2 separate regions of the Homo sapiens genome follow, and region 2 is linked to region 1. A link is an interaction called in ENCODE POLR2A ChIA-PET data of the cell type or tissue named here. Cell type or tissue: Panc1. All regions are shown on one strand. Each heading gives the region's core, and the rest is flanking DNA. Links, peaks and the distances in the headings are about the cores only. Region 1 overlaps PRKN (parkin RBR E3 ubiquitin protein ligase). Region 2 has its middle 6.8 kb from the start of CAHM.

Region 1 (4,401 bases), core at 319-4,318:
CTCTTACCTTTGGTACTGAAGACTTTCTCCAGATGTCTTGTCTTCATTTGCTTTTCATTCATACTTTTTTTAAAAGCATTTTAAAAAAACTGATTGGAAACCGTGTGCAAGGTCAGGCTTGTTAAATTCTGCATTTCACCTGAGTACCTGTAGTAGAGCAGTGAACAGGATGTGAGGAAGGGGCACACCTGCACCCAAACACTGGACTATTTCTAGGGTGGTAGGACTCCACAACTGCAGATAGAAAGTCTACAATAATGTCCTGCCCAGTGGTGGGGAGGTGTAGGGTTTTATTAAATCTGGATGCCGTCAGTCTGGAAGGGAGGCAGAACAAAGGGGTTGAGCTATCACCAATCAACATGCAGTCATCCATGTAATTCCCTGATTTCAATAAAGCCCCTCATCTCCCCCCCATGCTGTGCCAGGTGGCCTGAGCCCAGATCCACTCTGTAGGGCTACTCTGGGAAAAGAACATTTTGTCTTCAGCCTGGGGAAGCAGGGAAAGTTGCCAGCTTCATAGGCTGGGGGGTGGGATGCTGTCATCTTACTGCTCACTGTATGAGATTTTCAAGTACTTATTCTCATTTGGGCCCTTTCTTTTCTCTGAATTTGCCAGGGACCTGGATCCTCCAGTCCTGGGCCTTCCGGTGGTGCTGCACCTAAATGGCCTTGATTATGACTGAATTTCCCTTCTGCAGACAGTGAGGCTTTAGCTTTCTCTGCTCTGCTAAATACAGTAGGTTCTACCATTCCATCTGTGTTCTATGATTTGATTAACATCTCTCTTCTGATTTTTTCTTCTCTCTCAAACTCTTTGTCCTTATAGATTTATTTCCCTTCTGCACCAATATCATTTTAGTCAGGCTTTAGGAAGTAGGAGATTTAAACACATTTGTTCAGTCTGCCACATGGAACTGGAACACTTGTTTTTCTTTTTTCAGTTACTGTCACCACCATCCCTACTGGTCAAAATTGGAAACCCTGAAGTCATCCCAGACTCCTTCTTTTACCACATCTAGGTAGTCACCAACTCCTCTCAATGCTACCTACTAGTTAGCTCTTAAATGTGTCTCCCAGCCTCCCTTCCTCCTGCTGTGTGTTTAGTGTACGCTCACATCACACTTAACTGGAGAGTTGAGCAGCTTCCACATTGGCCTTCCAATATCAGCCTGTTCTTCACACCAACCCTGCCATTGTGACTCTAAAACAGGAATTGATGACATTTTCCCTAAAATGTTTTTATGGCTCCCCCAGACCTTTGGGATAGAAAAACAGTCTCTGTCCATGAAAAGAAAACACTTCATTACATACAAAACCTTCTGCATTTCCTCGAACCCCCATCTCCACCTCCTAGGACTACCACCACCACAGGCCCCCAAAGAGCTTATGGTTGGTTCCTGAGGAAACTCTTGGCTCAGGGTGTTTGCACACATGTCCGCATCTTGCTGTAGAGCCCCTATTTTCTCCTCTGGCTGATACCATAGGATGCTTTTCTCTATATGCCACTCATCAGAGGGTTGTAATTTCTGCTTGGCATTGTTCTTTAGAGAGGGTAGTCCAGACGGGTGCAGTGGCTCATACCTGTAATCCCAGCACTTCGGGAGGCCGAGGCAGGCAGACTACTTGAGGCCAGGGGTTCGAGACCAGCCTGGCCAACGTGGGGAAACCCCATCTCTACTAAGTACAAAAATTACCTGGGCGTGGTGGCACGTGTCTGTAATCCCAGCTACTTGGGAGGCTGAGGCAGGAGAATCGCTTGAACCTGGGAGGCAGAGCTTGTAGTGAGCCAAGATCGCGCCACTGCACTCCATCCTGGGTGACAGAGCAAGACTCCATCTCAAAAAAAAAAAAAAAGAGAGAGGGCAGCCCCTTTCTGCTATTTACAATGGTGTCAAAACATCTGTATGACATGGCTACCACTAAAAATAGAATAGATTGCTATTACCTATGGCCATGCTGCATTGAGCATTTGAAATATCAAAATACATATGTGTGTAAATGTATATGTGTCTGTGTGCACATGTACATTCTATATGTACATGTAATATATATGCACATATACACATACGGGTACATAGCTGTATATATGTTTTCTCACAAAAGAATGTGAACTGTTATATTTTAATGCATTTTTCTCCAAAGCTGCAATGATCTAATATGAAATTCTCAGCTTTGAAAGGGGTGGATGGTACACAGATCCTTTGAAAAATTACATCACAGAAATACTGTGAGAATGCAGAAATATTAGATGTTGAGGAACTCAAATATGTTTCTCTAAAATATAGAATAAAATAGAATATAAATTTAAATCTGTATTTTATTCTAATTTATGTTATTTTTTAATCAAAGAGAAAAAAGCTAATCTAAGATTTTCAGTAACAAGTAAATCCCTTTATGGTGTCTCTTAAGAATGTGTCAGATTTCTCTCTTTTTTGGGGACAGAATCTCACTTGTCGCCCAGGCTGGAATGCAGTGGTATCATTTCAGCTCGCTGCAACCTCCACCTCCCAGGCTCAAGTGATTCTCTTGCCTCAGCCTCCTGCGTAGCTGGAATTACAGGTATGTGCCAGCTCACCCGGCTCTTTTTTGTATTTTTGGTAGAGACAGGGTTTCGCCATGTTAGCAAGGCTGGTCTCGAACTCCTGTTCTCAAGTGATCCGCCCACCTTGGCCTCCCAAAGTGTTGGGATTACAGGCATGAACCGTTCATGCTTGCCAATGTGTCAGATTTCTAACCTAAACACTGTGCATTCAGAGACTCATTCTCATCTCTATAAAGTAGGATCAAATCCGTGGCCTGAAGTTGAGCAACCATGCTGCAAGTTCTTCCTCCAGCTGAATAAACTCCATTTGACTTCGATTCTGGCCACCCGTTCTGCCCTAAAGGCCTAGGGAGTTGTTAGCCGAGTAGATTGGAGGCTAAGTTTGTCTTCTGCACCCCCATCCATATCACCATGGTGGAGGCTTTCTGTTGTGTAAAGAATGCCATCCTCCTGGAGGCAGCTTCATGACTCCTACTTTGAAAACCCGCTCTAGCTGAAAGGCTCAAAGTTATGTCTTAAACTAAATGGTCTGGATTGTCTCTGTGTTTTGAAGGTGCTTTTTTTAATTTACAAGAACTTGTTTAGTTTCAAATAGTTGACCTCTTTTTAAGGTTCAACCCTGGAAAAAAAAGAAAAGCATTGATCTCTATATTAACGTAGCTTATCATGTGGGCTTAAAAGTCTCCTGTCTTAGTCCATCTGGGCTGCTATAATGAGATCCCATAGACCAGGTGGCTTATAAACAACAGAATTTTATTGCTCACAGTTCTGGAGGCTTGGCAGTCCAAGACAAAGTCTCTGGCAGATTTGGTGTCTGGCGAGGGCCCACTTCCTCATAGATGGTGCCCTCTTATGCATCCTCACATAGTAGAAGGGGCTGTTTTATACGGGTACTAATTGAGATGCATGGACACTCATGAGAGACATAAACATTCAGACCATAGCTTCTCCCATTTTCCTCCTTCTCTTGGATTTCCCTTTCAGCTCAGCAGCTCACTCTAATCTTACTCATTTCTAAAGACCCAGGTCAAATTTGCTGTCCTCTGTGAGGCATTCCCAGAGCTTATGGAAATAATTTTGTCCCACATGGGTTCCTGAAGAAGTTCCATATATCTGCTACTTCCCCAAACCCCATCAAAATGATACGGAAGGAGTTAAAATAGTGTAAGTCCACAAGAACACAAAGAGTTAGAGAGAAGATAAAAGTCAGGTAAGAGAGGTCAACAAAATTTCAGAACACAGAGGGAAGAGTGAATAAAATAGAAGTGTTAAAAGATAAACTAAGGCGTATTAAAATTTTAAACAGCTTATGTGCGCAAACAGTGATTTATGAATCTAGCCACAAGTGGTCAGAGCTCCACCACAGGTCATTGAAGGGAAAGCTTTTATAGGATAAATTTGGAAGCAAATAAATTATGTAATTGGCTAAAGTTTGAACAATTACCTTATTTGGACGATTCCCATGGGAAGTTCAGAACAATATAACTAATTCCAAGTTGACTGCCTGTGATCAGCTGAGTTCAAGTTTCATCTTTTAAATTAGCCGATCATAGGAAATGAGTCTGAGTTATATTTCAGTTTGCTGATTTAGGAACCCGGGGTTTTAGAGCCACCTCTGTCTGATGGCCTCCCATTTAATTATTTTCACAGAAGATAGTCAATATGGTGCCAAAAAAAAATCGGCAATTTAGCACTGTTGCTGCTACGCTTATGAATGTGGATCCAACCCTTAATGTTGTGATTCTCATTTTCCTTGTTTCTAAACTAAGGATGATTCAGTCTTTCTGGTCTACTGGAAATATTTCTTGTTCAGGTCAAGGGAAGTAATGTGGGTGAAGGGCTTTGAAAACTGTGTAGAC
Region 2 (4,401 bases), core at 82-4,081, 1.8 Mb before region 1:
TGCTATATAATCCAACCTTCATTCCATATTTAAACAGAAACCACCTAAAAAATAACTGTCTGTCAATCACAGGAAGGTGAGAGTGAGTTACAAATGCATTTTGTTTTGATCTACTCCCAGACTGATGCTTGGTTTTATGATTGCAAGACAATTTCACAGGTGCTCTCCTGGATTGGGTTGATTGTTATTTTATTTTATTTTTTTCCTTCAGATTTGGGACCCTTTAGGATGCATCTGTGATTAGATTTTTTTTAACATACTAAATGGATATGTTGGATTTATAGTCTATGAGTTAGTTTTAAAAGTTAATATGGGTGACCATTTTACCAACAAGGGGAATGACTATTCATGTCCCAGACATTTAATCAAATGCCATTATCCTTTACTAAAATTTAACTTAGAGCCTAAATGTACTTTTCCAGTAATTTCTGTATATTAATGCGTTCTTAACTGAGTTCCCAGTGAGACCAAGGAAAGACCAAAAAAAAGACTGACATTTATAGAGTCCCGATCAACCTTCGGGCACTTCAGTTACTGAGTATGCAGCAACTCTGAGTTAATAATTATCCTCATTTTACCGCTGAAGAAGCAGAGGCTGAGAGGGTTAACTACATAATGTGACTCATGTGGCAGCTACTGAATTCAGGACAGGATTCAAGGCAGACCTTCGGAGTCCTGAGTGATGGAAGGCACACTGTTGACCTTTCTGTAAGTTAAACTTGGGTACCTCAGGAGCTGTACTTTAATTAAAATACCTGTGGCGTTTGAGTCTCTTTTTTCCAGTATTCTAGCTGATGGTGTATAGAGAAAGGATTGCTGTGCTAGGTATAAAAAGCCTTATTCGTTCTATGCTAATAAGTTGTGTAGCACTGCATAAGTAACCCTGAATCCGAGTTGAACTAAGTGATCTCCAAAGTCATTCGAAGGTTTAAAATTCTGTGATTCTAAATAAAATATCCTCACTAAGATTAGCAAATTGACCTTGTTGTAATTTTATTTCTGCACCCAGGATAACCCTGTATGCAGATGGATGGTCATGTAATAGCAATAAGAAATTAATATAAAAACCTTTAGGTGTCCAATTTTGCACAACTTGTTGAAATAAGTAATAAATAAATAATATGGATATATATTATATATTATGTATATTATATATAATATATATAAAGAACTATAAATTCTTTGTGTGTGTGTGTGTGTATATATATATATATATATATATATACACACACACACACTAAGAATTTTTATTTCCCTTAGGCAACACATTTGGCTGAAAATGTTACATTTTTGTAATTTCCAAAGAATTAAAATCAAATCTTTCTTATTTTTTTAAACATACTACAACTTAATAGAAAGTGGAGCACTAAAAAATTTCATCTAGAGCTCTTGATGAAGAAACTTACTACAAGTAGAGCATAAAAATTCCTTAAAGGTAGAATTCAGGTCTTATTCCTCTTTCTGCTCTTAAAATGCTTTACAAGTAGTCTACTTTAAATAATTACTTCTTTGAATGAACAAAAGAAAAAAAGGAAAAAACACAGAGACATACTTGGACTCTAAGGAGAGGAAGCAGCCATGTAAGCTGCTCATAGCATCTGAAAATCCAAAAGATTTCTTTGCCTTCAATGACAGGTAGTGTTTGATGCTGTGTGTTCATATTTTGCAATGTAATTCAGTGATTCTTGCAAAGTATTTTGGAGTGTAAGCGATGTCTTACTCAGCAGGAAACAGCATTTGTGGCAACTAGGCCAGGGAATCCATAGTCCTCTGAATCTATAACAGGTTAGAAAATGAGCGCCTCTGGTTTTAACATTGAAGAGTTTGTATAGCAATGATATTTTATCAGAATTGTTCACTACTTATTCAGATATAAGATTAAAAGCAGGCAGGGCACAGTGGCTCATGCCTGTAATCCCAGCACTTTGGGAGGCTGAGTCAGGTAGGTCACTTGAGGTCAGGAGTTTGAGACCAGCCTGGCCAATATGGCGAAACCCCATCTCTACCAAAAAATACAAAAATTAGCCAGGTGTGGTGGCGTACGCCTATAATCCCAGCTACTAGGGAAGCTGAGGCACAAGAATGGCTTGAACCCAGGAGATGGAGGTTGCAGTGAGCTGAGCTCACACCACTGCACTCCAGCCTGGGCAACAGAGCAAGATCCTGTCTCAAAAAAAAAAAAAAAAAGATTAAAAGCAATTATTTGTAGCACTGAGATTCAAGCAGTACACACCAGTACAGCCTTTTCAGTTTTTAAATTTTGAAAGATTCCCACACCACTCAGTGAGCAGTCACTGCTCTGAGCCATACTACCCAGGCCCTCTTCCGGAGCCCCGGGACCCCCCTAACCCAGCAACCAAAGGCAAGATGCCTGGCACCCTGACCCCATCAGGGCTGGCAGACACTGATCATTTATGCCTGTGCTGGACCAACTGTTACAACTTTTTGATTATTACTTCTGTTTGTATGGGCTTCTTTGCATATTTAGAAAATTATTTTATTTCATATCTTTATGTCCATTAATCCTGGGCTTATGAGTTTTTACTAAATGTAATGAAAGTGGATAGTTTTTTGTCTAAGATACATGTAGGTTCTTTGGGTATATATCCAAATTTAGAAAGGTTTATACAAATGACATTTATCCAGTGGCAATGAAATACCAAAGGCTTCAGTTTTGCTTTCTATTTTCCATAAATAATATGTTAAAAAAACAGGTTGCTGCCAGAGATGAAAAGTGATTCATTCTCCTCCTTATGATAAACTCTGTATTTCACACAAAGAAATATCTCTGTTCTGTTCTTCCCCAGTCCTGTGTAGCCATTTGCGTTCCTTTGCTGAGCTGTACAAGTAATACTGATGATGCTAGCATTTATTATTTCCTAGTTATTCTGTCTAAGCCAATCTGTAAAATGTGTTACAGTTACATTTTATAGATCTTCAAGGACCACCAACTTGATTAACTGACATTAATGACACTGTATTTTTCTCAGTATCCATTGGTAGTGAGCATCCTTTTGAGTTGGAAAGAAAATGTGGCATAGTGAAATGAGCAGCTGTTTTTATTTAACAGTTTTAAAATGCGTGCCCTATATTGATAGTGTGAGCTGGGAATTAAGCAGCCGTGAGAAACTGAAAGCTAAAGCTGTGATCGACAGAGGGACGTGGCCCTGCTCCTGCCTCTGTCCTTTCTGTGTCCAGGTGAAGCTGTTAAAGGAGCAGAAAGAATGTGAGGGGATCAGGAACGCAAACTTAAATGTGAATCAGGAAGGAGAAGAAGGGCTTGCATGCGAGGAGTTCAAAGACAGTCTTGTAAACTCTCCCATCAGCTGACCTGCCAGCAGCGAGCCGCCTTCTCCTCCAGTTCCTCTCTGGGTGCCTGGCTGTTGGTGGCAGAGGCAGCAGGCCCTGCTCTGTGCCAGGTCCTTGACCTCTGTAGACCGACAGCCAGACTTGACCTTCTCCTCCCCCTCAGCTCACCAGATTTCAGCTTTTCAGTCAGTCCCATGCCTGATTTCATGAAGGCACACTGGCACTTCATCAGATGGCCCCAGCCAGGCCCTGCCTCTGTGTTTGGGAAGAGGGAGCAGACACAAGTCTCAGACTGTAAGTGGCAGGCTGGCCTGGCGTCAGGGCCACTCAGCACCCAGGCCGGTGCGGGAAGGAGGCCTTTCATCTCTAGGCTCAGACAACTGGTTTGGGGCCTTTTAATAAGTACTTCCTTCTGCACTGAAATATGAAATAATAATACCTTAGCCCCACAGCATAACTATGTGCCAAGACTATAGAAACGCTTCTCACAGATAATGCAGAGGAACGGTCCTGAAACAAGGACGGAAAGTCCTGAAACATTTTTCCTGAAGAATTTGCTGGTCCTCCGAGGCAGCTGCAGAGCAGGAGGATCCAGAAAAGTCACTGAAGAGGTCCCAGGTTCAAATCTCGACCCTGTCACTTGCTAAAAGCAACGTAAACTCTCTGCACCTCTCTTTTCTTGCCTGTAAGGTAAGGTGGTGCAGCATAAGGATGTTAGGATGGCATGGGTGCCTCACTGCATGCCTGGGACATGGTAAGCTTTCAATAAATAGCATCATTTTAAGAATTGAAAAGGAGGCCTGGATAGGGCTCCAGTTCGTACACACGTATTTTGGGATGTGTGCAATCTCTCTACGTTGAAATTTTCTCCACAAAGCTCAAAAGTATTCAGTCATCAGTTTTCTGCTGCTTCCTATTGCACAAACCGTTTCCTGTTCCCAGGACTGCTGACACTAGGACGTAAAGGGACAAACAGCCTGATGAAAAGGAGCCTCAGTCCTGGGCTGGCCCCATTGTCAGCAGCAACAACACTTGCTCTAAAGCTGGCCAGGGGTCGCCACCAAGACCCAGTGTTGAAAGCCACTGTGTCAT

What was found. ChIA-PET counts read pairs that join two places held together with the same protein. Peaks named below come from ENCODE experiments on the same cell type or tissue, not always from the same donor. Only the 100,000 strongest peaks of a DNase experiment are listed, where the experiment ranks them.
Region 2: POLR2A ChIA-PET joins it to region 1 with 6 read pairs; 2 of 35 experiments call an interaction of 5 or more read pairs at or near these places.

The regions. Positions count from the first base shown.
Region 1 is chr6:161,602,968-161,607,368 of GRCh38, reverse strand. The region is part of intron 7 of PRKN (parkin RBR E3 ubiquitin protein ligase); the gene reads left to right. Among named protein-coding and RNA genes, the nearest start is that of AGPAT4, 330 kb to the right of the region's middle. In Panc1, for the core only: no CTCF peak of the experiment used is centred there; no DNase peak of the experiment used is centred there.
Region 2 is chr6:163,404,976-163,409,376 of GRCh38, reverse strand. No RefSeq gene overlaps it. Among named protein-coding and RNA genes, the nearest start is that of CAHM, 6.8 kb to the left of the region's middle. RefSeq lists enhancers at 3,013-3,202, 3,433-3,612, 3,623-3,692. In Panc1, for the core only: no CTCF peak of the experiment used is centred there; no DNase peak of the experiment used is centred there; H3K4me3 peaks cover 754 bases; H3K27ac peaks cover 2,580 bases.